2 separate regions of the Homo sapiens genome follow, and region 2 is linked to region 1. Evidence: read pairs that join two places in POLR2A ChIA-PET (ENCODE). Cell type or tissue: IMR-90. All regions are shown on one strand. Each heading gives the region's core, and the rest is flanking DNA. Links, peaks and the distances in the headings are about the cores only.

Region 1 (8,333 bases), core at 324-8,323:
GTATCATCTCACAAAATTATTCATGCAAATAGAATCACTTGACTATCCCACCTGCTCACCCGATTTTCCTTTATAGTTTGAATCCTGGCTGAGTCCCAAGAAGGACCCTGTTATACAACTAGCACATTCTTAGTTTTGAGCACTCTGTGTTCTGTAACTTCTTGCATTATAAACCAAACTAACATGATTTTCTGCCTCCCCTGATTTCACTGGTGCCGTCATCATTCATCGAGAGGTTGATTTGCAAAGCTTTTCTCTGGACACATGGAGAAGATGACACGCTGGCCAGCCACAGGGAAGCATGTCCCGTGTCTGCCACTCATATAAGCTCTTCAATATATTGTCTCTGTTTATCATCACATATACATAATGAGTTATCATCTCTCCTGTTTTGTAGCTGATGAACACATTTCCAGGTCTCAGCAGTGAGTAAGGGGTTGGATTAAGCACCATGCTTTTCACTGCTATTCCTTGCTGTCTTCCTGCTCTGAGTTTATCTGAAACACAAAGGAGAGAGAATAAGTGTCTACACTGTGGTTTTCCAAACTGACCTCCTTCAATGTACCTAAGAAAGAAGAAAGAGTAATCATCTTATTATCAGAAAATGATTCTAACTATTGAGCTGCTGATATGTATTATGAACACAAATCTCAGCCCCCAAACTCAGATGTGTAGGTTTTTAAAAAATCACCTGTAATTCAACTTAGTATCTACTTCAGGCCTCATTCCCCTGAGCTGGTGGAGCAGGGTAGTTCCATCTCTTTTGGGGTCCCCTCACTGTGGAGGTGGGTGAAATTTGTGGGGCTTGTGTAGTGACCCACTCTCAAGGTGGTGGTTGGTGCCCAGTTGATCTTTGTCATCTCTATACACAGGTAATAACTTGGTCTTGGTCTTAGTCATTGTCCTGGGATGGGGTGTAAAAACATGTGTTGTTTTATGCCCCGCATTCAGGCACACCAGTCTTTCCAAGGATGGCAAGACAGGCAGGCTTCCATGCGGCCAGGGCTTTGCTATTTCTCTGTAGGTTGCTGGAAGGCCTGCACAGCCATGGCTCCTTCACCAGAGCAGCTCCCCTGCATCCACCCAAACCACTCTCCACAAAAGCCAGAAAGCCTGGAAGCAATGAGACCAAAATGGTCCCTCTGCTCGAGTAGGAGGAAAAAAGCAAAGTGAAAACCTACCCAGCCACATAAATTAAAATTTTTCCAATTATTATAAAATGCTTTTCTTCCTCCCTCTTTCTCTTTATCTGTGCATACTCTTGGGGTTTAGCTCTCTTCTAGAAACTTTCCCTAATTGCTATGGTGCCAGAAATATTCTTTTCTCTGAACTTCCATTTTTCAATTAACATCTGACACATCTTTTATTAGCTTAAAAAAAAGTTAGTGTCTTGTCTCCCTAACAGATTGTGCTCCCCTAGGTCTGGGGCTGTGTCCAACTTCTTTATCCGCCCCCCCCTTTTTTTTCAATACCTAAACAGTGCTAGGTATAGGGAGTAGCCTAAAGAAAAGTGTGTTGAATGTTTAAATTACTAAATAGGTACATGTTCAAATGCACAAATAGGCTACACGTTGTATTATTTGATTTTTTTCAAATAATACAAGAGTGTATAAAGTCATTTCCAATTCCTTCTTTATCACTGGAAATATTCTTTAATCTGAAATCAACTTTGTCTGATATTAATATAGCCACTTCAGTCTTTTTTTTTTTTTGAGACAGAGTCTCCCTCTGTCACCCAGGCTGGGGTGCAGTGGCGTCATCTTGGCTCACTGCAGCCTCTGCCTCCCAGGTTCAAGTGATTCTCCTGCCTCAGCCTCCTGAGTAGCTGGGATTACAGGCACTCATCACCATGCCTGGCTAATTTTTGTATTTTTAGTAGAGATGGGGTTTCACCACATTGGCCAGTCTGGTCTTGAACACCTGACCTCAAGTCGTCCGCCTGCCTTGGCTTCCCAAATTGCTGGGTTTACAGGTGTGAGCACTGCCCCCGGCCATCCAGTCTTTTTTTGAGAAGGGTTAGCACAGTGTATCGTTGTTGAACATTTTAATTTTAATCAGTTTGTCTATTTATATTTAAAGAGAATTTCTTGTGTTTATTAGGTCTTGTTTTTTTGATTCAATATGACAATCTCTGACTTTTTATTGTGGTGTTTAAACCGTTTATACTTAATATGATTATTGCTGTGGTTAGGTCTAAGTATCTCCTCCTGCTATTTGCTTTCTATTTGTAACGTTTATTCTGTGTTACCCTTTTCCTCTATTTTTGCCTTTTTAAAAGTTAATTGAAAATTTTTATGATTCCATTTTATCTTCTTTGTTGGATTTTAGCTGTAACTCCTTGTTTTGTTCTTTTACTAGTTGTTATAGGGTTTAAAATATTTAACTTAATATAGTCTACCTTCAAGTCATATTATACAGGTTCACTGACAGTATAAGAAGCTTAAATAATATACTTCTATTTGCCCTTTTCCACCTATATAGTCTTTATGGTTTTGTTGTCATACATTCACTTTTATGTATGTTACGAACTCCATAGTACATTGGTATTACTCTTGATTAAACAATTATATTTTCAAAAGATTTAAATTCTAAAGTATATATATTTACCAATGTATTTAATAGTTATCATTTCTGGTACAGTTCATTCATATTCATCTGGTTTTCATTTCATTTTCCTTCTGCCTAGAAGACTTCTTTCAATATTTCTTATAATATGTGTGTAACTAGAGTCTGTAAAGGAGAGAGGTTGCGGGAAGGGCAGAAAAAATATTTGAAGAAATCATGACTGAAAAATCTCCAAATTTGATAAAATTATAAAGCCATAGATCAAATATGCTTAAGGAGCCCTTTGCACACGAGATATGAATGTCACATAAAACTGTCCTGCCACTCAGTGTTGCTATTTTGTGTTTTTCTTTTAAATTCTTTTTGTCTTTTTCATTTTGAATAGTTTCTATTGTTATGTCTTCCAGTTCACTTAAAGTTCAGTTTGGATCTTTTTTTAAAATCTTTTTTAAGAGACAGGGTCTCACTGTGTCCCTCAGGCTGGAGTACAGTGGAGCTATCATAGCTCATTGCAGCCTCAAACTCCTGGGCTAAAGCGATCCTCTTGTCTTGGCCTCCCAAAGTTCTGGGATTGCAAGTGTGAGCCACCACATCCCATCAATTTGGGTGTTTTTTAAAAAATATCTTTCATGTGTCTAGTTAAGTTTTTGAACTTCTGGAATACAGTTATAACAATGTTTTAATGTCCTTGTGTGCTAATTCTGACATCTGTGCCCATTCTGGGACTGTTTCAATTTGTTGATTTTTCTCTTCATTGCGGGGCTTTTTTTTTTTTTTCTTTTTTTTTTTTTCTTTTTTTTTTTTTGAGACAGAGTCTCTCTCTGTCGCCCAGGCTGGAGTGCGGCAGCATCATCTCGGCTCACTGCAAGCTCTGCCTCCCAGGTTCACGCCATTCTCCTGCCTCAGCCTCCCGAGTAGCTGCGACTACAGGTGCCCGCCACCACTCCCGGCCAATTTTTTGTATTTTTAGTTGAGATGGGGTTTCACCATGTTAGCCAGGATGGTGTTGATCTCCTGACCTCGTGATCCACCCGCCTTGGCCTCCCAAAGTGCTGGGATTACAGGCGTGAGACACTGCACCCGGCCCATTACGGGGCTTTTTTTCCTTCCTTTCATGCCTGATAATATTTGATGGGATGCCAAACACTGTAAGCTCTCTGGTGAAAACATAAAGGTTTTCTTGAAGTGAGGTTTGAACTGAATTTTGAAGGGTATATATGGCTTAAACAGTGAAATGAGGGGAAAAACATTTAAAGAAGAGGGACAAACGTGAAAGTAGCTGAGGCATAAAAGGCTATGTGTTTTTAAGAAAATAAAAGATTGCTGGGGTGACTAGGAGCAAGCAGTGAAATGGAGAATTGCATTCTATGTCTCTTGGGGTAAAGGGATGGGCAGACCATGTCCCACTGACTCAGGGGCTTTGTTAGGCATTTTGTTCTGTATCCTGTGAACAATAGTAATTCTTTAAGGGCTTTACTTAAGCTCAGATTTGCAGAAAAATCACTCTGGCTTCAATGTGAAGAACAGCTTGAATGAGCTTCAGAATAGAAGGGGTGTCGAGTTAGGAAGCCACTGTAGATTTCTGAGTGAGAGATGAGCATAGTTGGGGCCAGGATGGGAGCAGAGATGGAAAGAAGTGGGCTGACCTGAGATACAAGATGTGGGGTGACTCTTGACCCCTCCCGACTGCACCCTATGAGATCAATCACCAAGTTCATGTGAACGCTTTTCTAAGGGGAATATTATTTTCACAGAGTGAATACATTTTTTATTGATATGTTCATAAATATACTTTCTTACAGTTCTGACTATTGCATGTAGTACCTCAGAAAGGAAACCTATTTATTAACTTGTACCCAGAAATGACTCCTAGTGAATCTCTTCTGATATTTGCCCAAGAATTCCCCTAAAACACTCAGTAATGAAAAACCTCATTCCAAAGGCCTAGTTCAATATTCCTCAAACTGTAGTGTGCATGAGAATCACCTGACAAGCTTGTTCAAACAAATATTTCTGGGCCACATTCCCCAGAGTTTCTGATTCAGTAAGTCTTATTCAGTGACTTTTCACCTCTATCAAGTTCCTGGGTGATTTTGATGCTGCTGGCCCAGGGACCACTGTATGGGAATCACTGGTTAATCAGAAGCACTATAGCCAAGAGTGCTTCTCTTGGAGAAGGAAACACAGAAACTCTGTTCCTTTCCAGTGCTGTGACTTGGTCAAGTGACTCACCCCTCTGTGCCTTTGTTTCCTCATCTGGGTCTTGGTGAGGCTTAGAGTGAGGACTGTTGGAAAGCATTAGGACAGATGTATAAGGAGCATATACACGCTTTTATACGTAAGAAAATAAGTTCCATGTGCCTTGCATATTCTACAGTTCTCAGTGTATGGTGAGACAGATCCTGCTTTCAGTTCATCCTTGGTGAATGCTAGTCAAAATTCTATGTGATGTCACAACAGAAATCTTCAGTTAACAGTCGTGGAAAGGACTCAAGCTCTACTCCATCTCCACCTCCTTGGGTTTGGGTAAATTCTCAGCAGGATTGTGCATTAGGTGAGTGTCTGCTTCTCCCCTGGGTCCCCATAACTTTGCTTGCTCCTAAACAGGGAGTCACATCTGGGAAGAGACAGTAGATAATGGAGCCAGAGAGCTGACTCACCACGTGGGATGGCTGTGGGCAAGTTTCCCAGGTTGCACAAGCCACCGGGTTTTCTGAAACAGATGGAAAGACCGCCTCTGCAGGCCGCTGGCTGACTTCAAGATAGTCGTGCTGTATCAAGTGGTGTGAGAAGGAAAGACCCATAAGAGACTTTGTCATCCAAGTTTCAGATTCCCCTGGATTCCTTAGCGATAAGACATGCATGGCTCATTACATATTCTATTTATGAAATTTCTACGGGCAAAGACTCGAATGCCCTTTAACTGGGTGCGCACATGGGCATCGCATAGTTTTCCAGAGTAACCCAAGATACTGGGGTGGAGAGAAAAATGGAACCAGAAGACAAGCCAGCTTCTACCAAAGCCACCCAGCAGTCAGCCAGCCCAGACTCTCAAATCTGGACCTGGGGGTCAGCCCTAGGTAGACAGGCAAGCCATCTTTCAAAGGCTCCCATGTCCTCTTAATAAAGTGAGAGCCAGACATTAGCAATCATTCTCACAATTTTTAAAAACCATATTATCAGCTGTTATTTTAAATATCCCTAACCTAGTATAGTTAATAACAGAAACAGAAAACATTTAAGATTTTTAAGATATAAGAATTGAAGATCTTGAGTCAAGCTTTAAAATGAAAGTAACTTTGAAATGAGGTCAAAGTTAGAACATTCAGCAAGGAATCTTAATTAGAAAAGTATGACTGGGCAATACTAGAACAATTCTGAGCAAATGATTTTGCCACCAGGAATGGTAAATTCAAAGAAGGCAAATTAGCAGTAAGTTGCAGAGATGGCCACTTGAATGAAACACAAACAGGGTTAATTTTTTTCACTCGGTCAATTGCATTTCTCATACAAAGCTGAAAAATGCTCTCTTGTAATTCTCATTTTATAATAGCAATTCTTTTGTTTTGCATTGCCTGGCCATTGCAATCTGGACAAAGCAACTTTTCCATCCTATTTTAGTTCTCAAAGTATATTGATTTTTAATTTCCTGGAGCCAGTTTTCTACACAACAATATTTTATTCACTATGAGAAGTAGTGCCAGTTTTAAACATTTATAGACTTGTTTCTCCAGGGAAAAACATAAGCTAGAAAGAAAAACTAAAATTTCATTTGATGAGATTCAAATGGCAATTGGGGGTTTGAATGTAGAAGTGTTGTTTTCTTATCCAGAACAGTCACTGGAACTGCATTAAGGGAATGCTATCTGGTCAATTTTTGTTTACTTTCTGGAGATACGATATTTTCTGAGGATTCAAAACAAGTGGGAAATTGCCAAAGTCTTGCAAGCCTGATTTAAGAGACAGAAAAGAAGAGACAACATATAAAGTTTTCTCTTCGTGCATATGAACACACATATATCTTTAAGTTAATACATTAATGGATCATATTATAACATTTCTTTTCAAAAATTTTCTTTTTGTTCTTTGCTCTTCTTCTTCTCTTTCCTTTCCCAAACTTTCTCTCTGCCTTCTGCACAGGTAACTCATGATAACAGTATGTGGCCTATAATTTTCAGCTCACTCGCGCTTACCTGCATGTATGTGCACAGATGTTAGAGAGTGCTTTTCTTCATTTTTGTTAGAAATGGGATAATAAAACAGACTTTTTTTTTCTGCATTTGGTTTCATTTACTCTGTAATTGCTCATGGAAATCTCCCAGAGTCATCAATGTGGCTCTAATTCATTCTTTTCAGTGGCTGTGTAATAGGTTGTGGTGTGTATGAGCCAGAATTTCTTTCATCATTCCTCTGTCATTAGGCGTTTATTTGAGTTCCAGCTTTTTGCCACTGGGAACAATACTGCAGTAAATGCTTATGTCCTTGTGTTTTCATTGCAGTGGGGTAGATGGAGGTGGCTCTAGACATTTTAGTTCTGAGTTTAACCTCTTTTTGCTCATCTTTACTTGCTGTAGGGGCTGCAAAGATAAATAAAACTTAATCTTTATCAAGCCCTCATAGCTGAGAATGGCCATGGAGCTCAGTTTAAGGCAGGGAAGTGGCTTTGGCTGAGCCTCTTCTGATACAGGCTGAGCATGCCTAGTGAGAAAATCCGAAATCCAAAATGCTCCAAAATTCAAAACGCTTTGAGTGCTGATGTGATGCTCAAAGAGATGCTCATTGGAGCATTTCAGATTTTTGTGTTAGGGATGCTGAACCAGTAAGTGTAATACATATATTTCAAAACTTGAAAACAATCAAAATTCAGAGCACTTCTGGTCCCAAACATTTTGGGCGAGGGATACACACTCAACCTGTACCTCCGTCTTCCTGCTTGGAATGCAGCTGTTGCTAAAAGTGGCAGAGGTGAGAGAGAGAGAGAGAGAGAGAGAGAAATAAAGAAGGAGCCTGGTATGTATGATTTAGCCATGTTTCAACAAGTATTTCTGAGCATCTAATCACAAAGATATGGAATCATTCTAAGTGTCCATCAATGGATGATTGGATAAAAAAAATGTGTATATATATATGTAGGAATACTACTTAGCTATAAGAAAGAAGAAAATCATGTTTTGCAGCAACAAGGATGGAACTGGAGGCTGTTATGTTAAGTGAAACAGATCAGAAACAGAAAGTCAAATACCACATATTCTCACATAAGTGGGAGCTAAATAAAGTGTACACGTGGACACAGAGTGTGGAATAATAGGCATTGGAACTGGGAAGGGTGGGAGGGTGAGGAGAGTGAGGAATAAGAAATTACTCAATGGGCATGATCTACACTATTCAGGGGATGGTTTCACTAAAAGCCTGGATTTTATCACTATGCAATATAGCCACATAACAAAGCTTCACTTGTACCCCTTAAATTTATAAAAATAAGAAAGTGAAGGATAGAGATACCAAAGAAAGAGACATGGTCCCTGGCTTCATGAAATGTGTAAGTGCTTTGCAGGTGCAAGACGAGGTGGCATGAAGCCATGATGCACAGGGAACTAGAGCGATCTGGGGCAGGTGGCAATCACAGAAGCCCTAAAGGAGGGTAGTGTTGGTTAGGAATGGGAGGGAAGGAGCCTTCCAGAGAGAAGGAGTGCTATAGTGCTAGGACCTTGGCTTGTTTCTTGGAACAGAGGAAAGGTCAGCATGGCCAAAGCCCAGCACTGGAGGGG
Region 2 (8,333 bases), core at 217-8,216, 100 kb before region 1:
TCAGAGATGAAATATTTATTTAATTATGGCTTTTTCTTTTCTTTTTTTTTGAGATGGAGTTTCACTCTTGTTGCCCAGCCTGGAGTGCAATGGCGCGGTCTCAGCTCACTGCAACCTCCGCCTCCTGGGTTCAAGTGATTCTCTTGTCTCAGCCTCCCGAGTAGCTGGGATTACAGGCGCCCGCCACCACGCCCAGCGAATTTTTGTATTTTTAGTAGAGACAGGGTTTCATCATATTGGTCAGGCTGGTCTCGAACTCCTTACCTCAGGTGATCCACCCGCCTCGGCCTCCCAAAGTGCTGGGATTACAGGCATGAGCCACCGTGCCCGGCCTAATTATGATATTTTTAATCACACATTCTTGGGAACTGGGTGGACATCTCTTGCATGTAGAGTATCCATAAACTGAGTGTTCGTGTGTGTGTGTGTGTGTGTGTGTGTGTGAGAACCACAACCACACACTTTTAAAAGGTAGAGAAACGGCCCTCCTGGTAAACGTGCTTGTAACTGCCAAGAACTGTGTTGGTGTTTGTGGGCTGGAAGATTTTGCTTTGGGGTGACTAGAGGGAGAGGCAGGGTCCACCTCGGCTGGGCTGGCCCTGTAGGACATGGGCCTTCGTCACCTAGGGCTGGGAGAGTGATGTGTCCTTTGAACCATTATTACTCCCTGAAGACACATTCTTTTTTTTTTTTTTTTTTTTTCTGAGACAGAGTCTCTGTCTCCCATGCTGGAGTGCAGCGGCACCATCTTGGCTCACTGCAATCTCTGCCTCCTGGGTTCAAGCGATTCTGTTGCCTCAGCCTCCCGAGTAGCTGGGATTAGAGGCGCCTGCCACCAAGCCCGGCTAATTTTGTATTTTTAGTTGAAATGGGGTTTCTTCATGTTGGCCAGGCTGGTCTCGAACTCCTGACCTCAAGTGATCCACCCGCTTCGGCCTCCCAGAGTGCTGTGATTACAGTCATGAGCCACCACGCTTGGCCGACACATACTTTAATATTATAACATCCCAAACAATTTTTCTTGACGTAAGGCAAAGTATTCCAGCCTTCTTTCCGAGAACTGTGTAATTTGTGACTATTTCTACAAGTGCCTTGTGCCCCTTGTGTTCCAGAAGCAATACGTGCTCACTGTGGACGAACATCAGGAAAAAGATTCCATCATCCTGAGGGAAAGCCATGATGGATGTTTTAGTCCATCTATATGTCCCCTAAAGTCACCACCTTTTTATTTTTTCCGTGTGTACACATTGCTTTTCATCTTTATACACTTGCCACCCTGCGTGTGGACATAGACAAGCAGTGGCAGTGTGATGTGGGCACCATGGGGCAGGGGTTGAAAGACATGCAGCATCGTGACCCAGCCCAGGCCCACGTCTCATCCAGACTCCCTGGTGAGCCCCGTGGGCGCTAACATCTGAGAAGCATGGCTCTGCAAAGGTGTCTTGTCCACTGAATTTGTTGAAGTCATTTCACTGATTTCAGCCCACAACTGGGGCATCTTTATCAAAGCCCAGGGTGCTCCACAAGCCATCAGGCCTGGGGCAGGTGGGGGCCCTCCCCTCTCCCAGGAGAGGCCTAGCCACTGGCATTCCTGCAGGAGCGCGTGCAGACCTCAGGGAGACTCATGAAATGCTGGTCACTGTGCACTGGAGAGGGGCAGTCACTGAGAGAACACACGTATACACCACACATATAACCTACACACACCACAAACACACACACAGACACAGACATTCCTAGAGAAAGGAAGAAGAGGGGTGACACAGAGCTCACCAGTCAGGAGAATTATGCTCTATTGGGCTGGACTGACTTAGGCCGAATTTACAAACACCATGGAGGTACCTTAAAACCCCATCCTTTCAGTAGGGTGTCCTATGCTAATTTTGATTGAAAAGAGCCTCTGTTTTAGTCATCTCCACTTTGCCAGCTATCTAGAATCTTTGAGCCATTTGGTAAACTGAATTACCCTTCTCTCCTGCATTTTTGTTTAAGAATTATCTGGGCTGGGCATGGTGGCTCATGCCTATAATCCCAGCACTTCCGGAGGCCGAGGTGGGTGGATTACCTAAGGTCAGAAGTTCAAGACCAGCCTGGCCAATGTGGTGAAACCCTGTCTCTACTAAAAATACAGAAATTAGCCAGGCATGGTGGCGGGCACCTGTAATTCCAGCTACCCGGGAGGCTGAGGCAGCAGAATCGCTGAACCCAGGAGGCAGAGGTTGCAGTGAGCCGAGATCATACCACTGCACTCCAGCCTGGGCAACAAAGAGCGAAACTCCATCTTAAAAAAAAAATAAAGAAAAAAGAATGATCTTATCTGATGAGTCAGGTGTGGTGGCTCACGCCTGTAATCCCAGCACTTTGGGAGGCCGAGGTGGGTGGATTGCCTGAGGTCAGGAGTTCAAGACCAGCCTGGACAACATGGTGAAACCCCGTCTCTACTAAAAATACAAAAATTAGCTGGGCGTGGTGGCAGGTGCCTGTAATCCCAGCTACTCAGGAGGCTGAGGCAGGAGAATTGCTTGAACCCAGGAGGTGGAGGTTGCAGTGTGCCAAGATCACACTATTGCACTCCAGCCTGGGCAACAAGAGGAAGACTTTTTCTCAAAAAAAAAAAAAAAAAAAAAAAAAAAAAAAAAAAAAAAAAAAGCTGGGTGCTGTAGCTCATGCCTGTAATCCTAGCACTTTTGGAGGCCAAGGTGTGTGGATCACGAGGTCAGGAGATGGAGACCATCCTGGCTAATATGGTGAAACCCTGTCTCTAAAATGGTGAAACCCTGTCTCTACTAAAAATACAAAAAAAAAATAGCCAGGCATGGTGGCATGCATCTGTAGTCCCAGCTACTCAGGAGGCTGAGGTGGGAGGCTGAGCCTGGGAGGCGGAGCTTGCAGTGAGCCGAGATGGCACCACTGCACTCCAGCCTGGGTAACAGAGCAAGACTCTGTCTCAAAAAAAAAAAAAAAAAAAGGAATTATCTTATCTGGCTGTTTGCTTTGTGTGTGTATTTTATTCTATGTACTTGCCATGACCTGAATGTTTCTGTCCGGTATAATCCATGTGTTGAAGTCCTAACCCCTAGGTGATGGTGGTGTTAGGAGGTGGGGCCTTTGGGAGGTGATTAGGTCAGGAGGGTGGGGTGGAGCCCTCATAAATGGGAGTAGTGTCCTCCTAGGAGAGACCCTTACCCCTTCTAATATATGAGGACACAGTGAGCAGATGCCATCTGTGAACAAGAAGTGGGCCCTTAGGAAACACAGAAGCTACTGCCATTTTGACCTTGGACTTACAGCCTCCAAAACTGTGAGCAATGCATTTCTATTATGATACACAGCCTCGTCTGTGGTATTTTGTGATAGCAGCCTGAACAGACAAAGACAGCGCCTATAAGTAGTCTAACCTGAACCCTCCACTGGCTATCCAGGTTTCCTCTCGAGATATGCAGACACATCCATTGGTCTGTCCCTTCTATCGTCTTGAAGAAACCTGTGCTGAAGCCTCCCAACATCTCCATAGGTTCTGGTGAGCTATGTTCCTGGTACATCTGTCAACCCGATGTCACCCTTTGGAATGATCCCCGGGCTGCTCCACGGCTCTCTCCTGCATTGAGTTTCTCTTTCTTGTCATTCTGTTTCTTGGTTTCCACCCTTGTTTTGTTGGAATACATCCTCTAATAGTTTCCTAAGAACAGGTGAAAGGGGGCAAACTCTTTGAAGCCTCCTGAGTCTGAAAAGCCTCCATTCTATATGTACTCACTGGATGAGTGGCAGGTGCAGAATTTAGGTTGGAAGTACTTTCCTTCAGTGATTTGAAGGCACCACCTCATAGCTTTTTTTTGTTTCTTTGTTATTGTTGAGAGATCCAACTACACTGTGACTCCTGGCCCTGTGAGTGGTTACTGTATTAGGCCATTCTTGCATTGCTATAGATACCTGAGACTGGCTCATGGTTCTGCAGGCTTTACAGGAAGCATGATGCTGGCATTTGCTTAGCTTCTTGGGAGGCCTCAGGAAGCTTACAACCATGGCAGAAGGTGAAAGGCGAGCAGGCATGTTACATGCCCAGAGCAGGAGCAAGAAAGGGAGGGGGAAGGTGCCACACACTTTTTTTGTTTTTTTAGATGGAGTTTTGCACTCGTTGCCCAGGCTGGAGTATAGTGGTGCTATCACTGCAACCTCCGCCTCCCAGGTTTAAGTGATCCTCCTGCCTCAGCCTCCTGAGTAGCTGCGATTACAGGCATGGGCCACCACGCCTGGCCAATTTTTTTGTATTTTTAGTAGAGATGGGATTTCTCCATTTTGGTCTCAAACTCCTGACCTCAGGTAATCTGCCCACCTCGGCCTCCCAAAGGTCTGGGATTACAGGCGTGAGCCACAGTGCCCGGCCTGCCACACACTTTTAAACTACCAGATCTTGCAAGAGCTCAGTCACTATTGCAAGGACAATACCAAGAGAATGGCACTAAACCATTCATGAGAAATCCACCCCCATGATCCAATCACCACCCACCAAGCCCCACCTCCAACAATGGGAGTTACAATTCAACATGATATTTGGGAAGGGACACACATCCAAACTACATCAGTGACCAAGCTGGACCTGGGTCTGCCCACCCAGCACAGCAAAGCTAAACACTAACATGGTGATGGCAGTGAGAGAAAGTGAGGCATTTATTGTGAGGTGCCAACAAGAATCAGGCAGCTCAGGCTTAAGACACAAATTTAATGGCTTACATGTAAGGGTTTTTAAAGGCGGGAGGCAGAGGTTACATGCAAAGTAATAAATGAATACATGGAAGCTACACATTGGTTTGGCCTAAAAAGGTGGGACATCTTGAAGCAGGGAAGCTCATAGGTCATAGGTAGATTCAAAGATTTTCTGACTTGTTATTGGTTAAGCTTTGTCTAAAAACTTGGGGTCAGCAGAAAGGAATCTTGAGCTCTGGCCTGTGGGTGTGACTTCCTCCAGGACCCTTAGTAGGAAGAAATTTGGAATAGAGAACAGTGGTCACAGTTCAGTCCTCAATTCTCTCTTCTCTGAGGTCTATGTGCCAGTAGATGACATTTTCCATTTGGTATGGTCCAGGTTTCTGAAAAGCAACTCAAGAATATTGTTAAGGTGTAATCTTTAGTTTCTGTAGGGAACCGAACATTCTGTGGCTCAGACTTCCTTGGCTATTGTGTGAGGCTCTCGTCACCTTCTTGTTTTCTAGGTTGCTTATTTACTTCTCAAGGCTGGGTAGGTGCCTGGAATTTCCCTTAAAGAAACTCAAGATGTTCCTTTATTTCCATGCTTGTCGGGGGTGGCAGGCCTCCAAGAGGGGTCCCTGCTGCATCTCAAGCGTGGTCTATTCTCTCTCAGAACTTGTCAGATATTCTCCTTGCCTGTTGTTCTATACTTTCATGATGCCTTAGCAAGCCTCTGTTTTCACCGTAGGGCCTGTTGGCTCTTGGGAGCTGTTCAGTCTGGAAACACACTCGTTTTCTTCTGGGAAATGTCTCAGAGTTATTTTTCTTAATTTTCTGTCTTCTGTTTGGTTGGCTTTGTCTTTCGGCATTTCCTAGTTTTTGAATGTTGGACTTTCTAGATTGGACCTCTAACATCCTTATATTTTTCTCTTCTATCTGCCATCTCTTTTTATTTTTGTTCTACTTTTTGAGAGATTTCCTCAAATTTATCTTCTAGCCCTTTATCTGCTATCATGATTTTAATACATATAAAGAGTTCTTTGTTGTCTGAGTCAGTTTCTCTCTGTCTCTCTTCTCTCCCTCCTTTCCCTTCCTATCTCTCTTTCATGGCATTCTGTTCTAGTTCCATGAAAGCAGTATCTCCTCATACCTCTCTAAGGATATTAACCATATTTTTAAAATGTCTTCTTTCTGCACAGTTTCTGTTCACCCCAAGTGGCTTCCCCTTCCCCTTCCCCTGTTGCTTCTCTCTCCTGTTTATTTTGGGAGGGACTTAGCAGAACATCAGTGGGGCTTGTTAACGCTGAGCTCCCCTATAGAGTGATCCTGCTGGGGCCATTCTGTTAGCAAGATTGCTCTTTCTGGCTTGTCACATTTACCAGAAAGCATCCTCTTATCTCCTATCAGGAGGAGGGATGAAAGGCTCAGTGTTCTGGGAGCTGGGTAGGATCATACCTTTTCATGAAATTACCCTGATTTCATTTTGGCACTCTTACTTTCAGCCACGTATTTCTCAACCAAGAGAGCCCATTTGTCACCTCAGGGGTGGTAAGTTCAATCACTCAGCATGTGGAGGTGGGAGGGAGCCTGGAGATCAAACCACTTTGTAAACACATCACACTCTTCCTTATAGGTGCCTGTATTACTACTTCAAGGGGGCTTCTGGAGCCACTGGCTCCCAGTCATTTGAGGATTACTTGGGATAAACCAGTTGGTTCTCACATTTTCCAGCTCTGGCCCAGATCACGCTTGTGTGTCTGTGGAGTCAGCCTCCACTCCCCTTCCGCTTTTACAGCTTCCAAACATGTTTTTGTTTTGTTTACTCTTTTGTTTTCCCCATCATTAAAAAAACAAATCCCTTTGCTGTCATTTCAATGGCTCTATTAGGGAGTGAAATTGCATGCATGTGTTTAAACTGCCTATTTGCCTGATTGTTGAGAAAAGTTAATTTTATGTTTGTAATTTTACAAGGAAGACTCCTTTTAAAATTTTACTTAATTTAGTGAACTGACAAAATGCCATGTGAATCTAGTTTTCTGCTTTAAACATGCATGTTTTTTTTTTTTTTTTTGAGATGGAGTCTCGCTCTGTCACCCAGGCTGGAGTGCAATGGCGATCTCCACTCACTGCAAACTCTGCCTCCTGAGTTCACGCCATTCTCCTGCCTCAGCCTCCCGAGTAGCTGGGACTACAGGTGCCCACCACCACGCCCAGCTAATTTTTGTATTTTTAGTAGAGACGGGATTTCACCGTGTTAGCCAGGATGGTCTCAATCTCCTGACCTCGTGATCCGCCCACCTCAGCCTCCCAAAGTGCTGGGATTACAGGCATGAGCCACCGCGCCCGGTGAAACATGCATTCTTAACCTTTATAATACCTCTACAGTTGTAATGACAAGTTCAAAGTTATTTCCACAATATCTGTCTGACTTTGCCATTGGAGTATGAGAATGAGAACAATTGTGCCCAGTTGAATCTGACCACTTTACACCAGAGGTAGGAAGTGGTGGAAAAATTGCCCACGACTAAGACCTAAAAGGATGATTTTAAACTAGGGGCAGCTAGCTAGGAATCTTAGATCTGAAATCCTGGATGATATCCTTCCACTCCACATGAAAAACCCATCTATAATCTAATGTCCCATGGGACCCAGTCTTGCCTTCAGTGAATGCCGTAATAATTGCAAAAAGCAAACTCCAATTGTTACTTGCATCATTTGAAAAATAATTGAGGAGATCCACTTCACAACCCAAGGCTACTCATCTAAAACCTCCTTTGCTAGCCCGGCTTGGTGATGTGCGCCTGTAATCCCAGCTACTCAGGAGGCTGAGGCAGGAGAATTGATTGAACCCGGGAAGCGGAGGTTGCAGTGAGCTGAGATTGTGCCATTGCACTCCAGCCTGGGTGACAAGAGTGAAATTCTGTCTCAAAAAAGCCCAAACAACAACAACAACAACAACAAAAAACCCATGCTTCTCCTCCCCAAATAGCCCTCCAGAGTCTTCCATCACTCCTTTTGAGGCCCAGCCCATGTGGCTCTGCTCCCCACCCTCCTTCTCCTTGTCTCTGAACTCCTTGCTACATAGCGTGTTGCAGCATGTCTGGTTGAATCTGCATCGCTTTATTTTTTTCTCCTGGTGCTACATCAGCAGCTGGGTCTAACCCAGAGGCTCTTTCTAGCGGGTCAGGGAGGTGGAGAGTCCAACAGGGTAAGAAGAACATTTTTCTTATCTAGCTGTGGAGTGACAGAGAGAGGGCTGGCTAGGGACATAAGAAATCATATCTCCTTTATACTTCATGTAAAAGATCTGATATTATTCCAGATATATTTACCTGGAATAAATCCTCAAGATTAAAGCCTTATGGTTTTTTTGGGTAAACATTTGCAGTGATAAGGCATAAGAGACATCACTTTTCATTCCTATGTTCTTTTTGCTTTTCTATTTTCACTTTCTGAAACAGAAAAGTAATGATCTTTATTCCTCTTTCCTTATGTATGTGTTGTCATGATTTTGTTACAAATAATCATCTTCAGGTAAATGTATTGTATTAGTACAAGGTTTTAGATATCAATTAATTAATTCATCCATTCATTCATTCAACAGGCGTTTGGTTCTTCTCTCTCCAGGCCTGGGCTGACATGAAACT

Evidence for each region. Peaks named below come from ENCODE experiments on the same cell type or tissue, not always from the same donor. Only the 100,000 strongest peaks of a DNase experiment are listed, where the experiment ranks them.
Region 2: POLR2A ChIA-PET joins it to region 1 with 10 read pairs; 2 of 35 experiments call an interaction of 5 or more read pairs at or near these places.

The regions. Positions count from the first base shown.
Region 1 is chr9:88,647,164-88,655,496 of GRCh38, forward strand. LINC02843 (long intergenic non-protein coding RNA 2843) reads right to left here and starts at 4,997. Exons shown (of 4, transcript NR_144626.1): 1 at 4,798-4,997; 2 at 1-497. It overlaps LOC105376135 (a long non-coding RNA gene), which reads left to right and starts at 4,686. Exons shown (of 2, transcript XR_930098.2): 1 at 4,686-4,903; 2 at 5,026-5,710. RefSeq lists an enhancer at 4,666-5,865. In IMR-90, for the core only: a CTCF peak has its summit at 5,297; DNase peaks (open chromatin) are centred at 4,668, 5,308 and 6,998; H3K4me3 peaks cover 270 bases; H3K27ac peaks cover 2,027 bases.
Region 2 is chr9:88,545,734-88,554,066 of GRCh38, forward strand. It overlaps a transcript of NXNL2 not described here. Among named protein-coding and RNA genes, the nearest start is that of NXNL2, 15 kb to the left of the region's middle. In IMR-90, for the core only: no CTCF peak of the experiment used is centred there; no DNase peak of the experiment used is centred there.